Regions from separate parts of the Homo sapiens genome. Here region 2 is linked to region 1. The links are chromatin loops, found by intact Hi-C in ENCODE. Cell type or tissue: PC-3. All regions are shown on one strand. Each heading gives the region's core, and the rest is flanking DNA. Links, peaks and the distances in the headings are about the cores only.

Region 1 (5,392 bases), core at 184-5,183:
TACAGAGTTCTAGTTTCTTTTGGATGGTTTCTGATGCTATCACATATTAGACTTCTATTATTTCCTTTAATTGTACTAATTTCTTTTTCTAGTGTTTGAAACTAGACCAGGTCAATTACATAGGGTTTGATAAAATATTACAAATCATATTTAATATATGTCACTTAAAGATGGCTTACTACTTTTCCTATAGTTCAGCTATCTTTCTCTAATAAATACTATTCTGATTTACTGTGTATTGATTATATACAAGGTAGGTAATATGTCATCAGTATGTACTACATTAGCTTTATGCTTTTAAAATTCTTAAGAAATATTAATCTATTCTCAAAGATGAAGTCTACATAAAAATCTCTGTCTACCTCTTTTTAACTAATTTTAAATACAATACTTCCTAATTCTGATTCTTCAGTGTGTGCACACACCAATGAATATCCAAACTTGTAAAGCATTATCTCATAAATTATTTGAGTTATTTAGTTTACCTACTCAAATACATAGCTGCATTTGTCCCAGAAAGGACAAAACATTTTCACAGATAATATTATGCAATTAGATAATATAAATTAAAAATAGCACAAAGAAGTAATAAAATCAGTAATGGGGACTAAAAATGAAAGATGTATTAGCCAGTCAATCCCAGTTATCTCTGTGAGGGATTATTGATCCTTGCTAGGGAGAGTAATTCAACATTGCAACTAAGCGTTTTTTTTTTCTTTTTAAGATATATTAAGTCCAGATAGGCGGACTCCTGTTATTCTGTCTACTGCAACTTCAGCACGTTGCCCATGTAAAATTATTCCCCCAAAGAATGTTTTATGAAGGGCCAAGGGTCATGTCACTCATTAGAGAAACTTCGCTCATCAACTATTTGTCACCAGTTTTTTGACACTAGAAATATTAAATTCAGATGAACTTGAAAAGTGACTTAAAAGCCTATTGCCCAAAATATTATTCTAGGAGGCTATATCTTATGATCAAGCCATTAAAAGGATTTGACCAAGACAAAAATGTTCAGCAATTGAAGCTCCTATAAATGGGTTGTGTGTGAAAGTACAACTGTTGCTCAGTAGCTTGGTGTGCTAATAATATCTTGTGTTTCTTTAGCAGTGGAGTTATTTTGGTAATGCTTATTTGCAATGGTCACTGTGAATCTGCTCTGGATGGAGACTCACGTTAACTGCCAGCAAATTGCATGAAATCTCATCTTGTATGTCTTCTGTGTTTTCTTTCCTTTTCCTATACTTGCTACTTTGCCCGTTATTAATAGGATCAACTTAAGTGCACAACGAGTCGTGCCTGTACCATGATGTCAGCTCCTATCTTCATTTTACTGCAAGTTTTCATGTGGTGTGGATGGTCAGTCACTTTCTCTAATTTTTCTTAGTTTTTGTTTTTGGCTTGAAATTCTAGAAAATCACCCATATTCCTAAATCTGCGATATTAATGTTCCTGAAACCAGGTTATTAAAATCTCAGGACCAATGTTGTTGTTTTGTAAATAGCTGATTTCAAATGGCATGTACATTTCTAATCCTAAATGAAACATATTCAATATTTATGTAAAAATCATTTTTCATAAAGTTTTTGTGTAAAAATTGTCATTACAGAGACAGATATACAGGCTTCATGGTATTTTATGAGAACTACCTAATGACAATTTTTAGAGGTGGTTATCTCAATTTATTTACAAAAGATGCTAACACAAATTTAATGCACTCTTTCAATTCCTTTCAGATTTTTCTACTTTTTAAAATAAATCTGACTTAAATAACTTTTTAGATTTTTTACTCTCAAAATATTCTTATTGAAATATTTTAGAATAAGTGCTTCTAGTTTCTAAGTTCATTTTATTTAATATACATTATCTAGCCCAAAATTATTAATTAACCTTTTAAGAAATTTCTGAGTTCTCTATTCAATACTACTAAAGAGATGTTTTGGGTCTTGGATTTGCATTTAGTTCTTCATTTACTGTTTTGCAATTTCTTTTCTAATGCTCTGGAATCATCATGATGTATTACTAGAGCACGCACTTTCGTTGTGTTTGTCATTGGTTTCCAAGTAGTCATTGATTAGGAAGCCACTAGATGGAGATGTGGCCATTACTATGAATGGAGTGAATTCACAGGCAGGGGTGATAGAGGGTGGGGAGTAGAATAGCAGAGGGAGTCTCAGAAAATAACCACAAGTCTTCTGGCATAATAAAAGAATAGTTTTCATGGCAAAAGACGCCAAAGTAAGGAAACGTTGCTTTAATATCTTCATATACACATTTTAAAAATTGATATATAGGCAATTATTTGAATTATTATTAATTCCTGAAAGAAGTTCATAGGTAGTCAACCATTACACAAGAAAAGTGTAATCAAATTATATTTCTATAATTGTCCTTATTTTCCCTTTTGATTCAAAAGCTTACTTCTGTCAATCATAGAATTTTTAGATAAGATTTATAGGTTATCAGTTACACTAAAAAATATGTAAGTATTGCTCTTGAGTAGGCCAGCTCTCTTTTTACCTTTCTCTTAAAAACTTATAGCAACGGCTGGGTGCAGTGGTTCAAGCCTATAATCCCAGCACTTTGGGAGGCCGAGGTGGGTGCATCACCTGAGGTCAGGAGTTCGAGACCAGCCTGGGCAACCTGGTGAAACCCCATCTCTACTAAAATACAAAAATTAGCTGGGCATGGTGGTCCCAGCTACGCCAGAGGCTGAGGCAGGAGAATTGCTTGAGCCTAGGAGGTGGAAGTTGCAGTAAGCTGAGATTGTGCCACTGCACTCCAGCCTAGATCACAGAGCTAGACTCCATTTCCAAAAAAAAAAAAAAAAAAAAAAAATATATATATATATATATATAGCAACAGTGACTTTAAAATCTTTTTAACCTAAGACCACCACCCCCCCCCCCCCCCACCAAAATAACATTTTCCTATTATGGTACTTTCCTTGAACTATAATTATAAATCTATCATGGCAATAATTATATATCACCATGGACTCAACTAGGATATTTATGTACCAGATAATATGCTTTATAAATTGTGTTTGCATAAAATAATAAATTTCTCAATGGACAATTATTGACTTGCTTTACTTCTTTGATTAATAAATGTTAGCTTTTTCATTTGCTTGAGTTTTGATGAAGTCCTCATGGTATGGAGCTTCATAATTGTAGAAGTATAATCTATATCCTTCTGATCTCCAAAAAGAAAACATTTGAGATTCCTTTATATTATTGTATCAAAGGAATACATAATATCGATGATGTATATTTTACATTAACAAAATATGCTTTCAGTATTTAAAAACACAGTTATCTGTATAGAACAGTGAATCCACTTAGTGCTATTTGAATGTTGATATAATGATATCAAAGGAAGTATTATTTTCTCTGAAACAATTAAGTTGAAAAAAATCATTACAAAAAATACTGAAATGTTAGTTGGCAGTTGTTTCCCACATTAAGGACCATAAAGGTTATGGTCTATGCTCCAATGTAGTCTGGCTAAAACTAGCAATTTCTGTTGGATTAGGTTCTGCTCACAAGCAAGGTAGAATGGTAGTATAATCTCCAAAGCCTACCAAGGGGCCCTTATACCCGGTAGAGTCCGGAAGGATATAGATTATACAAAAACAGTTATGAAGCTCCATACCATGAGGACTTCATCAGAACTCAAGTGTTCAAACAAGACTTTTTGATAACAAGTTTATGAAGACTCAAAAAGCTAACATTTATTAATCAAAGAAGTAAAGCAAGCCAATTCTGTCCATTGAGAAATTTATTATTTTATGCAAACCCAATTTATAAAGCATATTATTGGGTACATAATCTGTCTACATTTAAAGAGTTGAATAAATATACTACTACCTACCTATCTCACGAGTTAATGTGTAAGAGTGTTAAGGTGACATGTCGGAGAACAAATTATTTGCTAGGGGCATTATTCCTATTATTATGCAGTATCTACATGCCTAAAAATTTTTAAATATAGATTGTCTTCAAAGTTGCTGGTGGTAACTTTAGTACAGACTTACCTGAATTCAAAAGTTAGTCCATGATTTGATGGCTGTCTTCACCAGCGATTTGCATTTTGAAGGAAATTAAATGATGGCTATAATTCAGAAAAAAAGATCAAAAACCTTTTAGCCAAATGACCAGAACATTTTCTTTTGAAACATGTACTTCTAAATTTAATAAATTAAAAATTATTAAGCTTGTACTGTATGCAATTAGTTGTCCCAGGTTCTGAATGGGGAAAGAAAGGCAGAGTAAGAGTTTAGCAACAGTAACTTCAAAAGATTTTAGCCACTGGTAACGCATGCTGTATGAAGAAAACTTTGGGGCAAAAACCATATGAATTTTACTATGGTTTAGATTTTTTAAAGAGTAATGAGAAAGGAATAAAGAATTCTTAGTTGATATCTTTAATAACACAGTCTTTTAAGGGAGGTTCCCCTATAAGGAAGTCTAATAAAATTAGTTTTATCATATTTTAAAATAAATATATATATAATATTGGCACTGCATTCTTTTTCCATTTTAATGTTCTAAACTGAAAGTACCAATCTGTTATTTTCTACTTAAATAATCATTTAAAAATCAGACCGATTTATTATATCTGGTCATGGTGTCAGTGGGATTTCAGTCTCTATAGGACAGAAATAATGCTGAGTTCCTCCCACATCAGTGCATTTGTGTAGAATGTATGCCATAATAAGACTTGAAATGATTCTATGAAATACATTACATGGACTTGCACCATGCAAAATGCTTGGGAAGACATGATCAGGAAACTTAAAAGACACATTTTTCAGTGTGAACTGACATGCACACCACAGGGAGCCCAAATAACTTATCTAAACTACCACCTCCCAAATAGAAACAGACATATCTCATCATCACACAGAGGAAATTAAACAAAAATTATATATAAAAATAAAAACAGTGAAATAAGGGCCAAAGAGAATATTTTTCTTTCCATAACACATTTGTAGAGTATAAAGATGACAAAATATGTTATTAATACACAAATGGGTCTTGTGTGGTAATTTTTATTCAAATTAACACTTAATCATAACTGGGGAGTACTCCTGTTTAAGTGACAATGACTTCTTTAAGTTAATACCTCATAGTGTTTCTAACCAGTCCATGTGTGCTGCTTTATTGAGTACCTACTCTTCATTTATCAAATCGTTGCTATGTATCTAGCCACTCTTCTGTGTATGAAATACATTTATATAAAGTATTTGTTTTTTTTTTAATCTGATATTCAATTGTTACTGGTACCCTGTTTTTTATCTGTTTACCCTACCTGGAGAGAAAAGCATCTGAACAAAAAGAACAAATGCAAAGGCAGTAAACAGCTTGGCCTGTTGCAGAGAAAGCCAGTG
Region 2 (5,392 bases), core at 207-5,206, 180 kb after region 1:
TTAGTACAGCACCTGACACATACAGCCCCATTTTGGTGATAGGGAAACTGAGGTATTAGGGCGATAAATTAGCTTCCTCAATTTGTAATTGTTTTAGTAAGTGACTCAGCTGGGATTTGAAAGCAGGCCTATGACTAAGCTGAGCCTATCCAAGTGGTAGCAGAAACAGAATGGCACCTGGCATGTGACAGGCATTTAATAAACAAAATGACAGTTCAAGAACACAAAACGCATTAGTAATCACAGGCGTTTAGTAAACAAAATGACCAGTTCAATAACACAAAACTCATTAGTAATCTACAGATCATAAGGTCATGTCAGCTTATTCCTCACGTACGTTCTTACAAGCATCACTTGTGGAGAAACCTGGGCTTAAGACAAAGAAAGATACCGTGTTAAAGCAGCAGCCTTTTAAAGAGCACAGTAATAGAGGCTTTTCCATTAAATCCATCTAGTATCCATGAGATACTAGAACCCTCAATCATAGGACAGATTTAAAATGGTATTATAGGGTAATGAGTATCCATCTAGTATTTAAGTATTTACATAAATTGCAGTACTTAAAGTAATCTCTTTACAAGTTATTTTATCAAAAACTTTTCAGACACAATTTTTTGGGGATTTATTCAAACTGTTTAACACTTAAGAAGTACTGGCTTACCTTGGAGATACTGCTCGTTTGGTTTCAGACCACTGTGATCAAGCAAAAATCGCAATAAAGCAAGTTACATGAATTTTTTTTTCGTTTCCCAGTGCATATAAAAGTTACACAGCAGACTATTAAGTGTGCAACAGCATTATGTTTAAAAATGTCCATACCTTAACTTAAAAATACTTTATTGTTAAAAAATGCTAACGATCATATAAGCCTTCAGCGAGTGATAATCTTTTTGCTGATGGAGGGTCTTGCTTGATGTTCAGAGCCTTGCTGTGGCTTTGGCTTAAGGCTTAAGGGAATATTGCAGCTGGTTTGATCTTCTATCTAGACTGCTCAAATTTTCTGCATATCAGCAATAAGGCTGCTCTGCTCTCTTATCATTTGTGTGTTCACTGGAGTAGCACTTCTAACTTGCTTCAAGAACTTTTCTTTTGCATTTGCAACTCGGATAACTGGTGCAAGAGGACTGGCTTTTGACCTAACTCATCTTTGGGCATGCCTTTCCCCAAAAGCTTAATTTATTTCTAGCTTTTGATTTCAAGGAAGAGACGCGCAACTCTTCCTTTCACTTGAGTACTTAGAGGTCATTGCAGGGCTATCAATTGGCCTAATTTCAATAATGTTGTGTTTTAGGAAATAGAGAAGCCTGAGGGGAGGGAGAGAGACGGGTGAACAGCTCGTCAGTGGAGTAGTCAGAATACACACATGAATGGATTAAGTTTGGGTTGTGGTTTGTGGTGCCCAAAACAATTATGGCAGTAACATCAAAGATCACTGATCACAGATCATCATGTAAAATAATAAGGAAATATTTGAAATATTGCAAGAATTACCAAAATGTGACACGGAGACACAAAGTGAGCACATGCTGTGGGAAAAACGGCACCAACAGACTTGCTCAATTCGAGGACACCACAAAACTTAATTTGTAAAAACACATTATCTGTGAAGTACAATAAAGTGAAGGGCAATAAAATGATGTATGCCTATGTAAGGCAATCAGTAGATGATGGGAAAAAAACATTGCATGATTTAGAAAAAACAAAGAGAATATGTTATCAAAATGACTAAACTAATAGCATAATTAGAATTTCATTTGAGTATTTCTTTATAGTTTTGAGAGATTTAAAATTATGTATTATTTTATAAATTATTATGGAGGATCTCCTATATACCCAGTCTCAGACTTATTTTGGTGATTATACTCTGGAACATGTGATTCTTCTCCTCGTGGGGTTAAAAAAATTTATACCATCCTATGGGGTATGACTAATCTGAATCTCACACTTGAATATTACTTTGGGATCTTAGGCAAGTTATTTAAGAATAAAAATAACTTACTATGTTTCCTCAACTATAAAATGAGAATTTTAATAATCTTAAACTTACTGTAAGGATGAAATAATTTTCAATAGTATGTAATATGATGCTTAGCATACATTAAGATCTCAGTGTATATTAGCAACAATTTCAGTAAAGAAAGACCAAATAATTTTTGTCAAGAAATATGAATATATAAATTATATAGGTTTTAAGTTGTATTTACCATATTTAATGTGACAGTAAAAAAAGTCACGAAAATGTGTGACCTAATAAGTTTATTCAGTTTTCTAATGTCCTGAACCCCTTATCTCAGATGGATTTTGCTCCAAACTTATAACAATAATTTACAACCCTGACTCTAGTTTTTTTTTCTGAGAGAAAAAAATAAATAGAAACACTGTTCTTTTTCTTTCCTTACCTACAGGAATTTACTTACAGAAAAATCTAACTTCTTTTAAAAACAGCCTTAATCCCTTGTTGGGCCAAGGGAAAACTTTTCCATTGTTCTCTGAAGGTTTGCTAAAAAAAAAATTACTGTCAAGAGGCAGATCAATAGAAGAAAAGGCATACACATTTATTTGATCATAATTTTACACAACCCGAGAGCCTTTAGAACAAAGACCCAAAGTTACAAAAGAAATTGTCCATTTTTATGCTTAGGTTCAACAAAGTGTGGGCAGGTGTGGAGAAATACAACTGGACAAAAGGAATATGATCTCATGCTAACAGACTGAGTGGGGACGCCTGGCAAGGTGAGATTCTTCCTGGTATCTCTGTGCAGTACTCATTCCTTCTGGGTATGGGGCAGGACCTTCTTTGGAATGGGGTCTTATGAGCTACGATCAAACAAGGTAGGTCAGATAATGTCTTTATGGCCAGATTTCACACAGAAAGTTGAGGTGTTAGAGTGATATGCTTAGGTTTTATGGCTGGTTTGGGAAAAAGGGTTCTGGTTTCTAGGAGCCACCTTGGGAAAGAGGGATTCTAGTTTCTATGCCTCGCCTTGGGGGAGAATGAAGGGCCGGAGACTGGAGAGCAGGAGAAGGTCAGAGAGAGCTGATTCTGAGGTCTTCATTTGGGGTATCATTTTTCTGAGCCCCTACACCCTAATAAAGCACAAGAGATGCAGTGGAGCAATTCAGGGTCACGGTCAGGCTATGCATTGAACTGAGATTTCCCAAAAAGTCTACTGAACAGTAAAAAGAAAGTAAAATGGATCCTGGGGACACCAGACAGAGGCTGACAAATGATTTTTAAGTAAGGAGAAAATGATAAAAGAGAAGGATTAGCAATAGAAACGGGTCATATAAAATAGATCCCTCAAAAGGAATTCTCTTAATCCCTAGCTTCTCTAGATATCCCACAACCTCAGGGACTTATCAGGCAGGTTGTTTTTCCCTGAAAGTGGGGGTAAGGGAGCTGGAGGACAAATGAAGGTGGTATGTGGAGGGAAGGCTGTTCTGTGGATGAGTTTAATTCAGCCCCACAATCACTTCTGTACAGCTACCCACCGCTCTAGTCATTCCCACATTTGGCCTGCTTTCTTTTCCTCTGTGGACAGGGGCACTGTTCTCTACTAATATCCATCTCAGAGAGATACAGGGGCAAGTATCCCTCAGCATCCATTAGAAATAAAGCAGGCTCTTGCTTAAAGTTACCAGAGCATCCACCTCTGGGTGCAAAGACAAATTCTCTGAATCAAGTGAGGGGTCTGGGCAATGATCTCACAAGGATTTGATACCTAGGAGTCCCCCCATGCCCATACAAGCTCCTCATCTTTCCACTTACACTTTGGGAAGCTGGCTGTCGTGTACAGGCAGATGAAGCTGGAAAAGAGAGGCATATTCAGTACTCACGAATTCAAACAGCTTGAGGGATTTCCGGTGAAAGTCAGTCCTAACCAGTGTATACGTACATACACACCAACATGTGTGAATGTGTTGTGTGCACGTGTGTGCCTGTACAAGTCCACATGGCATATTTACCTGTCAGGGACAGGCTATGGACAATGACTGTTTCTTGGACTTTCTCTTAAAAAGTCAGATCAGACAAGTTTATTTTGTATACTTTGGGTAAATGTGTGGTATTTCGTGAGTTTGGCAGTTTGTGAAAAAAAAAAAAAAAAAAAAAAAAAAAAAAAGCTGCCTGCTCTGAGCCCATGGGGCAGGGGCAATTTTTTCATCTGACAATCTGCGTGCTTTTGTTTTGCTTGCTTATTTTGGCCCCACAATACCACACCCTTTTCTTAACTAACCTCTTTCTACCTGGGCTGGACGTGCCTGGGCTCTCCTCCCTGGCCCCGCTCCCACCTCTCCCAGGTCTCTAAACCCCTAGAGAACCTGTGTCAGTGTTTTGAATCCCTCAGTTGCTCTAGCAGGAAAACTAGACAGATTAGGAGCTGGGGCACATTTGGCTGAAAGACAGCTCTTCGCTTTCTTCTTATGCTGCTTCCCCTTCCTCTTTTCCCAAATAGATATATAAACACATGTATTTTCCTGTTTAAATTGAGCGAATTGGTCCCCTGCCTGTGCCTTGATTTAGCCATTGGGCTCAGCCTTGCTCCTCCCTTCCTTACTCGGATAGGAGCCACTGGGATCTGGAGCTCCAGCTTCCAAATTGAAGCTGGCCTCAGGCCAGGTGACCTTTTCTTTGTAAGTTTCTTTCCTAAGCGTGGGGTTGGGGGGAGGCGGGGAATGGGGGGGGTTGCAGGGATCTGTTTGGTGCTGTTGAAGGGGGGGCGAGTGAGGAAAGGAGGGGGCTGGAAGAGAGTAAAGGGCTGTTGTTAAACAGTTTCTTACCGTAAGAGGGAGTTCAGACCTAGATCTTTCCAGTTAATCACACAACAAACTTAGCTCATCGCAATAAAAAGCAGCTCAGAGCCGACTGGCTCTTTTAGGCACTGACTCCGAACAGGATTCTTTCACCCAGGCATCTCCTCCAGAGGGATCCGCCAGCCCGTCCAGCAGCACCATGTGGGTGACCAAACTCCTGCCAGCCCTGCTGCTGCAGCATGTCCTCCTGCATCTCCTCCTGCTCCCCATCGCCATCCCCTATGCAGGTTAGTTCCCTTCTTCTTCTTCATTATTAGTATTAGTATTTAACTCTCCTGCTAACCTTCCCTATTCCTTTTAACACCCTCTTTTTACCCTATTCCCAGCATCCTTTCTGAACTCAGTATGTAGTATAGGTTTCTAAAAGCTCTCATTATGCTTTTTTTGACATTCTTTTTTGTTGTTGTTTGAATAGCATTTAAAATGATAATTAACTTTCCCTCAACTCCCCTCCACCTCCAACCCAAGCCCCGTCCCACTTAGCCTAATAGTTGTGGATTATGAGATAGGGAGGAAGTGCTAATACTGGCTGAACTTGGCTGCTTTGGACAAGTTTAAAGCTAAAGAGAGGGTCTGGTCT

Evidence for each region. Peaks named below come from ENCODE experiments on the same cell type or tissue, not always from the same donor. Only the 100,000 strongest peaks of a DNase experiment are listed, where the experiment ranks them.
Region 2: it touches region 1 in a loop (3-fold over the local background); 5 of 110 quality-filtered maps call a loop at or near these places.

What each region holds. Positions count from the first base shown.
Region 1 is chr7:81,953,427-81,958,818 of GRCh38, reverse strand. The region is part of intron 38 of CACNA2D1 (calcium voltage-gated channel auxiliary subunit alpha2delta 1); the gene reads left to right. Among named protein-coding and RNA genes, the nearest start is that of CACNA2D1-AS1, 53 kb to the left of the region's middle. In PC-3, for the core only: a CTCF peak has its summit at 2,094 (motif pointing right); a DNase peak (open chromatin) is centred at 2,088.
Region 2 is chr7:81,769,531-81,774,922 of GRCh38, reverse strand. HGF (hepatocyte growth factor) reads left to right here and starts at 4,876. Exons shown (of 18, transcript NM_000601.6): 1 at 4,876-5,039. The coding sequence starts at 4,952. In PC-3, for the core only: no CTCF peak of the experiment used is centred there; no DNase peak of the experiment used is centred there; H3K4me3 peaks cover 457 bases.